Regions from separate parts of the Homo sapiens genome. Here region 2 is linked to region 1. Evidence: chromatin contacts called from ENCODE Hi-C or POLR2A ChIA-PET data. All regions are on one chromosome and are shown on one strand. Each heading gives the region's core, a stretch centred on a gene start or an enhancer-like site at or near the end of the contact. The rest is flanking DNA. Distances are from core to core; before and after follow the strand shown.

Evidence for each region. Hi-C counts contacts between places; a loop is a spot of excess contacts on that map. ChIA-PET counts read pairs that join two places held with the same protein, here RNA polymerase II (POLR2A). Pooled maps may share reads with other maps.
Region 2: a loop to region 1 is called in a map of prostate gland, with 5 times the contacts of the local background. The contact joins the enhancer-like site here to the promoter of LINC02004 in region 1. A Hi-C loop is called at or near these places in 50 of 168 maps with a recorded cell type or tissue (A673, Caco-2, Calu3 and 35 more), 1 of 37 single-sample maps with no recorded cell type and 29 of 50 pooled maps. POLR2A ChIA-PET finds 5 or more read pairs at or near these places in 19 of 52 experiments (A549, AG04449, AG04450 and 14 more).

The regions. Positions count from the first base shown.
Region 1 is chr3:134,310,448-134,315,769 of GRCh38, forward strand. LINC02004 (long intergenic non-protein coding RNA 2004) reads left to right here and starts at 3,129. Exons shown (of 2, transcript NR_146711.1): 1 at 3,129-3,170. RefSeq lists an enhancer at 3,268-3,841.
Region 2 is chr3:134,354,924-134,360,245 of GRCh38, forward strand. AMOTL2 (angiomotin like 2) reads right to left here. Exons shown (of 10, transcript NM_016201.4): 7 at 5,183-5,322; 8 at 4,360-4,580; 9 at 3,617-3,796; 10 at 424-2,840. The coding sequence ends at 2,782. Among named protein-coding and RNA genes, the nearest start is that of MIR6827, 10 kb to the right of the region's middle. RefSeq lists an enhancer at 4,567-5,127. Within about 2 kb of position 3,122, at least 21 of the 41 ENCODE cell types and tissues checked have a DNase peak (open chromatin) inside an H3K27ac peak, as active enhancers do; they include A673, HCT116, PC-3 and 11 more, where a contact is called at or near this core.

The sequences.
Region 1 (5,322 bases), core at 1,879-4,378:
GAGTGCAGTGGTACAATCACGGCTCATTGCAGCCTTGACCTCCCTGGCTCAGCGATCCACCTCAGCCTTCCAAGTAGCTGGGACCACAGGCATGTGTCACCACGCATGGCTAATTTTTTCTTTCTTTTGTAGAGATGGGGTCTCATTATGTTGCCAAGGCTGTTCTCAAACTCCTGGGCTAAAGCGATCTGCCTGCCTCAGCCTCCCAAAGTGCTGGGATTCCAGATTCGAGATAGTGAAATGAACTTTCTAAGAGGACTTCCTGAGAGCAAATGTAAGGTTGTCTGTATAAGTTCCTGTCAAAGCATCAGGATTCCTTAGGACGATTTTTTAAGCATGTAGAGTCCTGGGCCTCACTTATGGCCTCCCGGCTCAGACTATCAGCTGGCCCAGGAAAAAGAATTTTCACCAAACCCCTCTGCCCATGCCCCACAAACTAGGGATTTTGAGAAACGTTATTCTGTATAATGACATTTTTGAAAACTCTAGTCTTTCAAAGAGTTTATTATTTGAATTAATTTCTCTTAATATGGGATAGGGAAGGCCTGGGGGTCGTTTATTCATTTTAAGCACAAGGATGAAGTGAGACTCCGAAGAGGTCAGCCATTCACCTAAGTGTGCGGGAAAGGTCATGGGAGATGGGGGCTGGTCCTCCCTTGGGGCCAAGCCCTCCCTGCCCAGTTCTGCTGCACACACTGGACACACCTGAGTGTGGGGAGTGCTATGACACTTCACACATCAGTGAGGAGGGCCCTGACTTTAAGCAACTCCAAGAGAAGGGGCTGAATTTCTGAGGCCAATTCATCATCGAAACCAGACCCCTACCTGGGCCCAGTGGGAAATTATAATCCCACTCATCTTCAGAAAGGGACCTTGGAATGGAAGCCTTAAATGCTATTCAGTCCAACCACATGACTGGCAAAATCCGTGGAGGTTCTTTAGCAAAACATCAGCACAATGGCATGTTGGCTGCAGAATACTAAAAAGGACTCTAGGCTGGGCATAGTAGCTCATGCCTGTAGTCCCAGTTACTCAGAGGCTGAAGCAGGAGGATGGCTTGAGCCCGGTGTATGAGGCTGCAGTGAGCCAGGATAGCACCACTGTACTCTAGCTGGGTGATAGAGGAAGACTGTCACCAAAAAAAAAAAAAAAAAAAAAAGGACTCTAGAGGCCAGAAAGTTTCTTCTCCTGGCAGAGCCTCCTCCCTGCCCCTACTTCCCCTGGAGAGCAGCTCCTTCCAGAAGGCCCACCCAGAGGTGGGTTCAGTACCCCTCGTGGTCCTCAAATTGCACACTGGGGCTGCTTTTGCCTTGTCATTTATCACTCTGCACTGAAATGGCCAGGAGTCTGCTTCCCGCAGGGGACCGTGAGTCTCTTGGAGGTAGGGGCTGGGTTCAGTAAGTGTCTGTAAAATGAATAGGGTCCTCACTGGGGCTTCTCTTGTGTCTGACTTAGTCATCATCACCTCGAGCACCCTCACATTCCACTGAGGCAGAGCCTTGGCACTGCCATTTGATGAACTGCCAGGGTGGTGTAAAATGTCTAGAATGTCCATCTTCTGTGTCATGGGGAAGAGACAGACCTTGAGCGAGGGCTACAACCTCAAATCAGGGCTGCATGGCCACTTGCCACCTGGGCACTCTGGGCCTACCTCCAGATATTGCAGGCCACACCCCTGCCAGGTAGGAAAGGAGCCATTTTATTTTCCTGCTCTCAGAGGTTACGAAACCAACCAAGCAAGGCAAGTCGGCCATCAGGCTCAGCCTCCCATGAAGCGCTCCTGACTTCCCACCCTTCCTCCAGGCCAGGAGTCTGCCAATCACAATCTGGGTTCTGTTTTCCCGCCTTTCCTGGCAGCACAAACCACGGCTCCGGATGGTGAGCAATGCAAGTTCCAGGCATGCCTTGCTGCATTACTGGGTTCCCAGGTGTCACTTCATCCAGAGGGTGAGTCCTTCACAGGTCTGTGGGCTGATAAACATGCAAATTTCCCCACGCAAATGATGTTAGGCCGTGGCACCTTTCCCACTGAGAAAGCGCCCTGTCAACAAGCTGGGAAAATGGGTGAAAGCCCATGCTTTGCCCGCCCTGGGTAGCACACACTGGCCAAGAATCTGGGCAAGGCCCCCTGCAGGGGCAAGCGCACATCGCACACTCCCGCCTCGAGTCCCTGCGGGAAGGCAGGGACTTCCGCAGGCCTGTGGTCTGGCTTTAGGGAAAAGTCCATTTGCTCACTTGATTCCGTGGTGTTTCCACGTGAGCGCAGCTGTGTGTGTCAGCTGATGTGTGTGATCTGAGTGGTTTCTATACCGTCGTGGAAACCCCCAGCCCAGTGGTTATGGACTTTCTTGGGGCCTCAACTCTCCCCAAGAGCGTGATCCTCACTACGGGGGAGCGGCGCTTTATCCGGCGGGGCGGGTGGACACTCCTACAGACCCACTTTGACCCATTTTCTCACAGTTTCCAACCCAGAGCCGCAGGGACAGGGGCGGACTGCGTTTCCTTCCCTGAGCCCTCCGCAGAGCCTCTGGGCAAGGCGGGCAGGGCCCAGGCTGCAGCGGGGCCTCCGGCCCGAGGCGCCTGCGTGGGAGCCGACCCTAGGCGCCGGGAGCCCCGGCGGGAGCTCCAGGGGGTGCGGGCGTTAGAGAGGGCTAGGGCCGCGCCCAGGCGGGGTGCGGGGAACCCGGGAGATGAAGCCGCCCAGGGGCGGGGGTGTTTGTCACCAAGGTTCTGAGGGGCCGTGGAAGGTTTTTACCTGTTTTCATTGGGAGCAAATAACAAAACTAAAAGCGATGGAGGAGTGGGGCTGCAGAAATGGAAGCAGCAGTGTGGGGAAGCCGGACGCTTCCCGGGGAAGAGGGAGAGGGGACGCTCAGATCCAAAAGGCGGGCTGGGAGCGGAGTGGGGCAGCCGCCGGGGGGCGCCCGCAAGGGCTAGGGCTCGGGGCCGGGTTTGGGGGCGGGTAGGGGCGGGCAGGGGCGGGGCAGGAGCCGGGGCTGCGAGCTGGCCGCGGCGCAAGGAATGCGGCCTTTGGCTGGTCCCGGGCCGGCATTCCGGCCGGCGCAGGAATGTGAGCAGGGTGTTCACTGCGCGCTCTGAGCGCACAAGTTTGTTCTCCTCTCCTTGGAGAACGCCGGCCCGCTCTGTGCCACCCTCTCCCCAAGCCCCCGGTACGTCCGTCTGTCCGGGTGGAGGACAGGGCCCCGAGGGCCGCGACCAGGAGGGACTCGCAGGAGGCACCGGACAGGGGTGCGGCGAGACCAGTCGCGCTGGAGGAAAGGAGGGAAGCCCGCAGTGGTCCGCTGAGGCACTGAGAAAGCCAGGCCAGTAGCTCAAAGAGGAGATAGGACGTGCCCCTCTCCATCATCAGCCTCAAGGGGCACAGGGTTCAGATCCCAAAATGTGCCCATTTAGGGGGCACATTGTGAAGGGCAAGACCTGGGGAGAGAAGAGGGAAAGCGGACAATCTAGTTTAGGATTAGGTGCTTTCTGATCGGCCAGGGAGTGACTGAATACCTAACAGCATTTAACTCATTCAACAAATATTTGCTGAGCCTCTGCTCCGTGCCAGTTCCTGAGATTAATTCTGGGGGCACAGAGGTGAAGTCATCCTGTCCTTGAGGGGCTGACATTCTGATCCTCAAGACAGTCTCTGAAACACCGAGGGAGAGTTGGGGGAAGCCCAGGGTGTGGGGGAACACCGAGGAATAACACAGATTGGGGGTGGAGATCCAGGAGGGCTTCCTGGGAGAAGCTGCAGAGTGACACGGAAGATCAGTAGGAGTCAGCCCAAAAGATGGGAGAAGAGTATTTTAGACAGAGGGAACCTTATGTGCAGAGGAAGAGCCTGTGCTGCGATTGGCCCCCAAACAGAGCATAAGTCTGCTCCTGGCCTCTCCCCATGCCTGCCAAAGGCCCAGCTGAGTCACAGTAAGGGTCAGGGTGTCCATCTCAGTCCACTCATGATGTTGGTTGGTCTATGGAGCCCCTCTTCTGCGAGAGGCACAGCAGTGGCCCGTGAAGAGTGAGAAGAGAATCAGGACTCAGCACGCTGCTGTGGGAGTATTGTGGGGACTGATAGATAATGCCCATAAGCATCTGGTGTGGGGCCTAGCACCTAGTAGGCGCTCTGTGTACATTGGCTGGTCTCTCAGCACCTTGCCTGATTGACTGACTCCTCTTCCCCTTCGTAGTACTGATTTCTGGTTCCGAAAAGGCAGCTGTCCAGCTCTTCATCCCTGCGGAGGGGCCTTCCCAAGGGGAAGACCATGTGGGTCTGGTCATGGAACTTCCTGCTTTTTGTCCTTCCCTGATTTGGGGGTGGTAGCATGCAGGACATGAGACTGGCATGGAAGAGGGCATCATAAAGATCCTGGAATACATCCAGGGCACCCAATGCTGTGGGCAAGGAGGAATTGGAGCAGAGAAGGACCTTGCTTGCAGGTGCAGCATGGGAGATTGGCCCATGGGCTGAGAACAGGATGAATGAAGCAAGGAGGGTCAGGGCCAGGAAGGCTGAACTTGGGCAGTATCCAGAAAAGGACTAATGGGAGCTCGGAGGGCAGGGACAGAAAGCAGAGCTGGGAGGTTGTCACTGGGGTGGTAGAGGAGATCAGACCCTTCAGCTGATTAGCTGAAAGGTGGGGCCAGGACTGTAAATCTCCTACTAGATCCTCACTCGGCTTGGGTCAGTATGGATCTGAGCACATGAGGCCACACGGGATCTTAGTCTCTGTGTGTCACAAATGTCACTGAGTGATGGAACAGAAATGTTTATATCCAGAAGTTCTTTGTCCCATGAATGCACTGGGACCTAAATTCTTATGTGCAGAGGAAAAGTGCAGGCCTTGGAATGGCCTCTCCAGCATTGTTCCTTGGCAAACACAGGAAGATGGGTTTCCTTTAGCTTTGTGGTGCTGACATCTGAATCCGGACCCCTCCCCCAGCCTTTGGGGTCAGGGAGGGAGGCAGAGGACGAAGCAGTCGATGGAAAATAAACAGCCACCTCTGCTTTTTTGACTTATTTCATGTTCTTAGAATTTCCTCTCTTGGATTCTGGCTTTGTTATTTTAAAATTCCACACGTTGGTTAGGGTTGAGAAAACCCCCTGTTGCTATTGCTATGGAGAGGCAGCTCTACGCTGGGGGCACAGAGTCTCGGCACCCCTGGAGAAGTAAGCCGGCCAGCGGGCCTGCAGCCCAGTCTCCAAGTGAGTTTCTGAGTCAGCCTGTGCGAGGGAGGCTCTTGGGGCTGGGTGTGTGTGCCGCCTCTGTGTGAGCATGTGCTAGTCACACAGCTGGGATATGGCCGTGTTTTGGTTCC
Region 2 (5,322 bases), core at 1,872-4,371, 44 kb after region 1:
TGGGTGGAGGTGTGGCCATGGGGTGGGTTTGATGCCTCTGCATGGAGAGCTCCTCATCCAGTGGGACCCATCACCATCTGCAAAGTTGCTAGAAAAGTTTCTGGATGTTTCCAATTCTTCCACCTGCTTGTCTTCATACTTGTGGGCTGGTAGGCCAGCTCGGGAAGACACCTTCTCTAGGATCTCAACTTAGTTACTCATCAACATGGCTCCCGAGTTCCCACATTGGCCCCGAAGACACTTCACTCACGGCCATGGTGGGAAACTGTTCCTGTCACATGTCACGTAGGCTGTCTGGTAGCCTGCTGCTGCCTCATGGCCAGCTAACTGCTGGCCACATGCTGACTGGGAACCTCAGGGTCCTAACACACTTATAGAAGCACAAGACAGGTATTTTGTTTCTGATACAAGAACAAGCAAGACTGAGAATGGCTTTCTTTAATTTTGAATTGGAGCAATATGCTTTCCTGAGCATCAGGAAAGAGTGGTGATGTCACAGCAAAGGAGGGAGGCGGTGGCTAAGAACATGCACATTCTTGAATGTCCTCTGCATGGTGCCTGGCCTTCTGGATGGTTTCGGACAAAACTTTATGTGCTAGGTGGGAGTGGGAAAAGGAGTGGGGGAAGGATAAAGCCATCTTTGGACACCCACTCCCACTGTGGATAACCACAGCGTGTGGCCGAACAAAGCTGATTAGAACACAGCCCTACCTCGGGAGGCTGCCATCTGCCAGGCCCTCCTTCCCCTCCCAGCCTTCAAGAAATGTTATCTATGAAAGGGGAAAAATGCCAGCCACATCCTCATTCCAACTCTATCCTTAATGCAGCTTCACAAAATTCCTAAATTCTATCTTGGGTCCTTGAAGAGATTGGACTATGACTTGGGTGGCCCCCCAAAATCCTCACCCTTTCCCTTCCCTCAGTGCAAAGTCTCACCTGTGCAAAGACATCACTTTTAATTATTTTTTTTTAATTAAAATACTGTTATACCCAGTGGAATGCGGCAGCAATCCTGGTACAGGGTGGCATAACAAAACAGCCATGTTTACATTTTAAATATTTACGATAACTTAAACATACAGACACACATCATGGTCTTTGGCAGAAAATGTTCACAGCACAAAAAATACTTTAAAAGAAATACCAAATATTAATCCAAAATATATTAAGTTGTTTTTTTTCTTTCACAATATTTTTTGCCTTTTTTTCCTCTTTTTTCTTTTTGCTTTGTAAACAATGCACATGAACCAAATGTATTTTTCAGCTTTAAACAGGGGTAGGGGAATTTTTTAAAAAAAATTGCAATTGTCCAGCAAATGCAAATGTTTAAAAAGGAAACTTGAGGAACCATGGAAATAAAACAACACATACCAAACCTAAAAACGATAAAGGAAGAAAACAAAGAATCAAGGAGAACTAAAAACGGTAAAGACAAAACTGCTAAAACCCACCAATAGCTCCTGGGGCTGAAGTGAGGGACTCTTTAAGACCAGAAGTCAAAGTCACTGCTGCTAGCAGGCTGCCATGTGGGTGTTTCACCCCAATTCCAAAGCATCTGGTGCTGCTTTAGGGCGCTGGGCATGGGTAGCTTGAGGAGCCAGCCTCCTGGGCACTGTTTTGTGATGGGGGCTCCATTCAGAGGACTATTTGACTCTTGTAGCTCATTAACTAGTTTTCAACTGCTTTGCTCCTCTCCCAAACCCTCCAGGTGGGAATGAAGACACTTATGCTAACAAGACATCTCCAGTTTCTCAGAAAGAACTGGTACCGGGTAGGGCCACCGAAGCCCACCTGGGGGCATGGCAGATGTCTGTTCACGGTGGCTCATTTCATCTGGCTCAGGGTTTATGACCAAACTGACAGGATGTTCCAGGGACAGGAGCTGTGGAGCCACTTCAAGAGGCTGGTGGTGGGGGTCCCGTGGGCATTTATAGGGCTCAAGATAGAGGAAAAGGCAGCCGAGATCCTGGGAATCGAGCAGCTTTAACATCCACGGGCCAGGAACTTGAGGAGGAGGCATAACTGGGAGGCCAGTCAGAAGTTTCAGAAACTGACAGTAGGAAGAGGGGAGCACAGCCCATGGAGACACATCGGAACCTGCAGGCCTCAGTCTTCTGTTCCACAAGAAAGGGAATTATATACAAACTGCGCACTGTCTCCCAGTCCACTTAAATGGCCCCTCACCCACAGCAAGTGAGAAGGTGAGGCTGTGTCTTCTCCAAGACTAACACCCTTAATAGTCCCCAAAAAATTCAAGTCTTAGTATCCCAAGAAGGCAGTGAGGAACTGAAGAGCAGATGACGTTGGCTGGAACCAAACTTAGCCAGAGAACAATATGGCTGACTTGATTAGTGAACCAGTCCACCTGGTGTCCACGGGCAGCCGTCCGTGGAAATTAGTTCCCCAAACCAACACAGCCACTCCCTCCCTGCCTGACTGACAACTGGCAGGGCAGAGGGAGCTCAGCTCCTTTCTGAGCTGTCAGTTGCTACCCCAGTAGCAGGCCTTGGGCAAGAAGTCAAGGCTGAATCCTCATTCTCCATAAGGCCCGGAGGAATGTGGGCTAAGAAGCAGAGTCTTCTGGGGGTGCCGGTGCTCTCACAGCTCTCCTCTCCCCTGGGGTCCTCCTCCTGAGCTCCTGGGACCAGATGGTCAATGGGAATGAGTGTCTGGCTGGGGAAAGGGACGGAGCAGCGGTTGACGGGGCTGCTGAAATGGCTGAGAGTGGCACAGGGCAGAGGAGGGGAGAGAATGGCTCAGAGTCCTGAAGCACCACCTCCTTCAGATCAGTATCTCCACCATGTCTGACAAGTCCTGGACTCTGGATGTAGCTACAGAGTCTGGAGACAGACAAGAACACAGGCACATGCCAATGAGTGTTACTAGATTGCTTTTAAAATCCTGGCACATTTGAAAGACAAAGATCGTTCTTCACCAACTTTTCCCACCTCTGCTGCCCAGGTTCCCAGAACTCGGCCAACCAAGCACAATGCTCTGCCCCCTTTCAGTGCTCAGCCCAGCCCACCAACCTCCGATGTGTAGGATGCATTTGTTTCTAACTTTGAACTGGTTGGAGGGCTTAGAGAGAGCAATGGAGAGCCCTGAGGGAGGCAGGCTGCAGCATTCTTTTCATGCCTGTGGTTTTCTGAGATCATGAGGCACAGGCAAATATGCAAAGGCCAATGTGAAAGGGGAGTGGAAAAAGAAATGGCATCTTCTCAGATTTCTCCTTCCCGGACTCTTTAAACAGGCTTCCAGAGTGCCATCGGCATGACTTGCGAGCTCCATTCTCTTGGATAATCAAATTGGAAATTAACTATGTAGGGAAGACCATGAAAGAGGAGCTAAAGTGCCTCCCATCTGGTTGCTTTCTTTCTGAATTCTGGATCTGCCTCTAATCAGGGTTTCCAATTTCCCTATTCATGCAACCAGCCATCCCTCATGTTCACATTGAGGTGGGCCAGGCACCCTGCTCACCTCTGGCTATGCACGGCTCCCCATGGAGTGCGGGCAATGACCCGGAGGGGGTCTGGGAAGAAAAGGCCTTGTGTTCCAGTTCACACCCCAGTGCCCCCTCGGCCCTACCTAGCACAGAAGTGGGGTCAGGAGGACTTACCCAGAGAGGCTGCTCTCTGGCTACTGCTGCACCCCAGAAGGCTGTCAGGCTCCGGTGGCAGGCAGGTGGAGGTGCTGTCTGGGGGGCCCTCAGTCTGGGTGCTCCCATCTCTGCTCCCGTGTTTGGCATGGGCAGCAGGGGGAGCTGTGACCACTGGCTCCTCTGTGGGTGCTCTGTCTGCTGGAAAGGTAGGTGGATGGTTATTGCCATGCCTGTAAGATGTGGCCCTGGTGAAGGACACTCTAAGTTAACTGTCCCTGCTGGGGATTCAAGGTGGAGTGGGCTGCTCTTGATTTGCAAGAACTTTAAGACTAAAAATGCTCCTATTTTCAAATGGGAATAACTACCAGATTGGATTGGCTTCCAAATGTTTTGGGTGGTGGGACCCTTCCTTATAGATTAAATCTTCTAGAGTTTCTGTGGCATCTGCTTAGAAGGAAGAGTGGAGGGAGCTTGCATACAAGGTGTATCTGCACAGGAAGCTCTATTTTTCTTAGTTCAGTGGCTGGGGCTGAAGCATGATAGAATTTATGGTGATGGGGACTAAGTACCCCTCTTCACACTGGCAGGAGAGCCTTGCGCTGTAGAGTCACTAGAGGCAGAGAATAAGCCAGCTCCCCTGGAAGAGGGTCAGGAAGCCCTGGCTCCTATAGCCTCAGTTCTGGGAGGAAAGGTCTGGCAATCTGTGTTCAGGCCCAGGAGAAATTACCTCTCAATCTATCCCAGCAGTAGCCTCCTCTTACCTGTAGTCAGCCGAGCAGGGGCGTCTGCTGTTTGTCGCTCACTAGAAGAGAGCCCTTGCCAGCCCTGGGTTCCTGCTGCCGCAGCCGCGAAAACAGATGGCACCGACTTGGCAGGCCGCAGGGAGCCCTGGATGGCCTTGCCAGGGTCTCTCCTGGAGCGCTGCTGAAGGACCTTGATCACTGCATCCTTCTCCAGGATCTGGGCATGGAGCACCTTTAACCTGAGGGGTGAGAGGCCATGCCCACATTGTCAGACCCACAGATCCAACAGCCTCCACCCTTCCTGCCTCATAGGAGTTAGAGGAAAAGCCCCCCCCAACTCCCCCAACCCTGCCAGGCTGGATCCTTCTGTGCTTGTAGCAGGGACCCAGAGAGGGCTTAGAAATGGCACCACAGCTCTGGAATTTGATGCTCTTAGAGCCCAGGCTCTGAAAACCACCAGTGCATAAGGCCCTGGGCCCTTCTCACACCAGCAAAGGCAGGCCATTAAGGATGGGTTCCAGATTCATCAGATGATAGTGGCGGCACAGCCCTCATCCTGGAGGGCGGCACTCCGGAGAGGGGAGGCAGGGCCCAAGCACTGGATGGCACCCAACACCTCCACAGTAAGAGTCTCCTGGGCAGACCAAGGACTCGGTATTTCTGGGCAAATGCATGTTTACAGTGCCTGGTGTGCCAATCATGCAGGTTCAGCTCAGAAGCAGGAGGGACTGCTGAGCTCTATGGGGAAAGGGGCCTGTTTATCAGGGATCAAGGGCAGGGCAGTGACTGGACATTGCCACCCACCCCCCCAACCTCAGGTGCCTGGCCTGCAATGCCGAACCTGCTTTCCATCTCCTGATGCCTGTGGCCACCAGTGAGCAGACCCTCATTGAAGCTGCTGCTGGGTGAGGGCTGGGGGGAATGTCGGATGAGAGTGGTGTCACGCTGAGCAGCAGCCGTGGCAGCCGCATCCATGGCAAA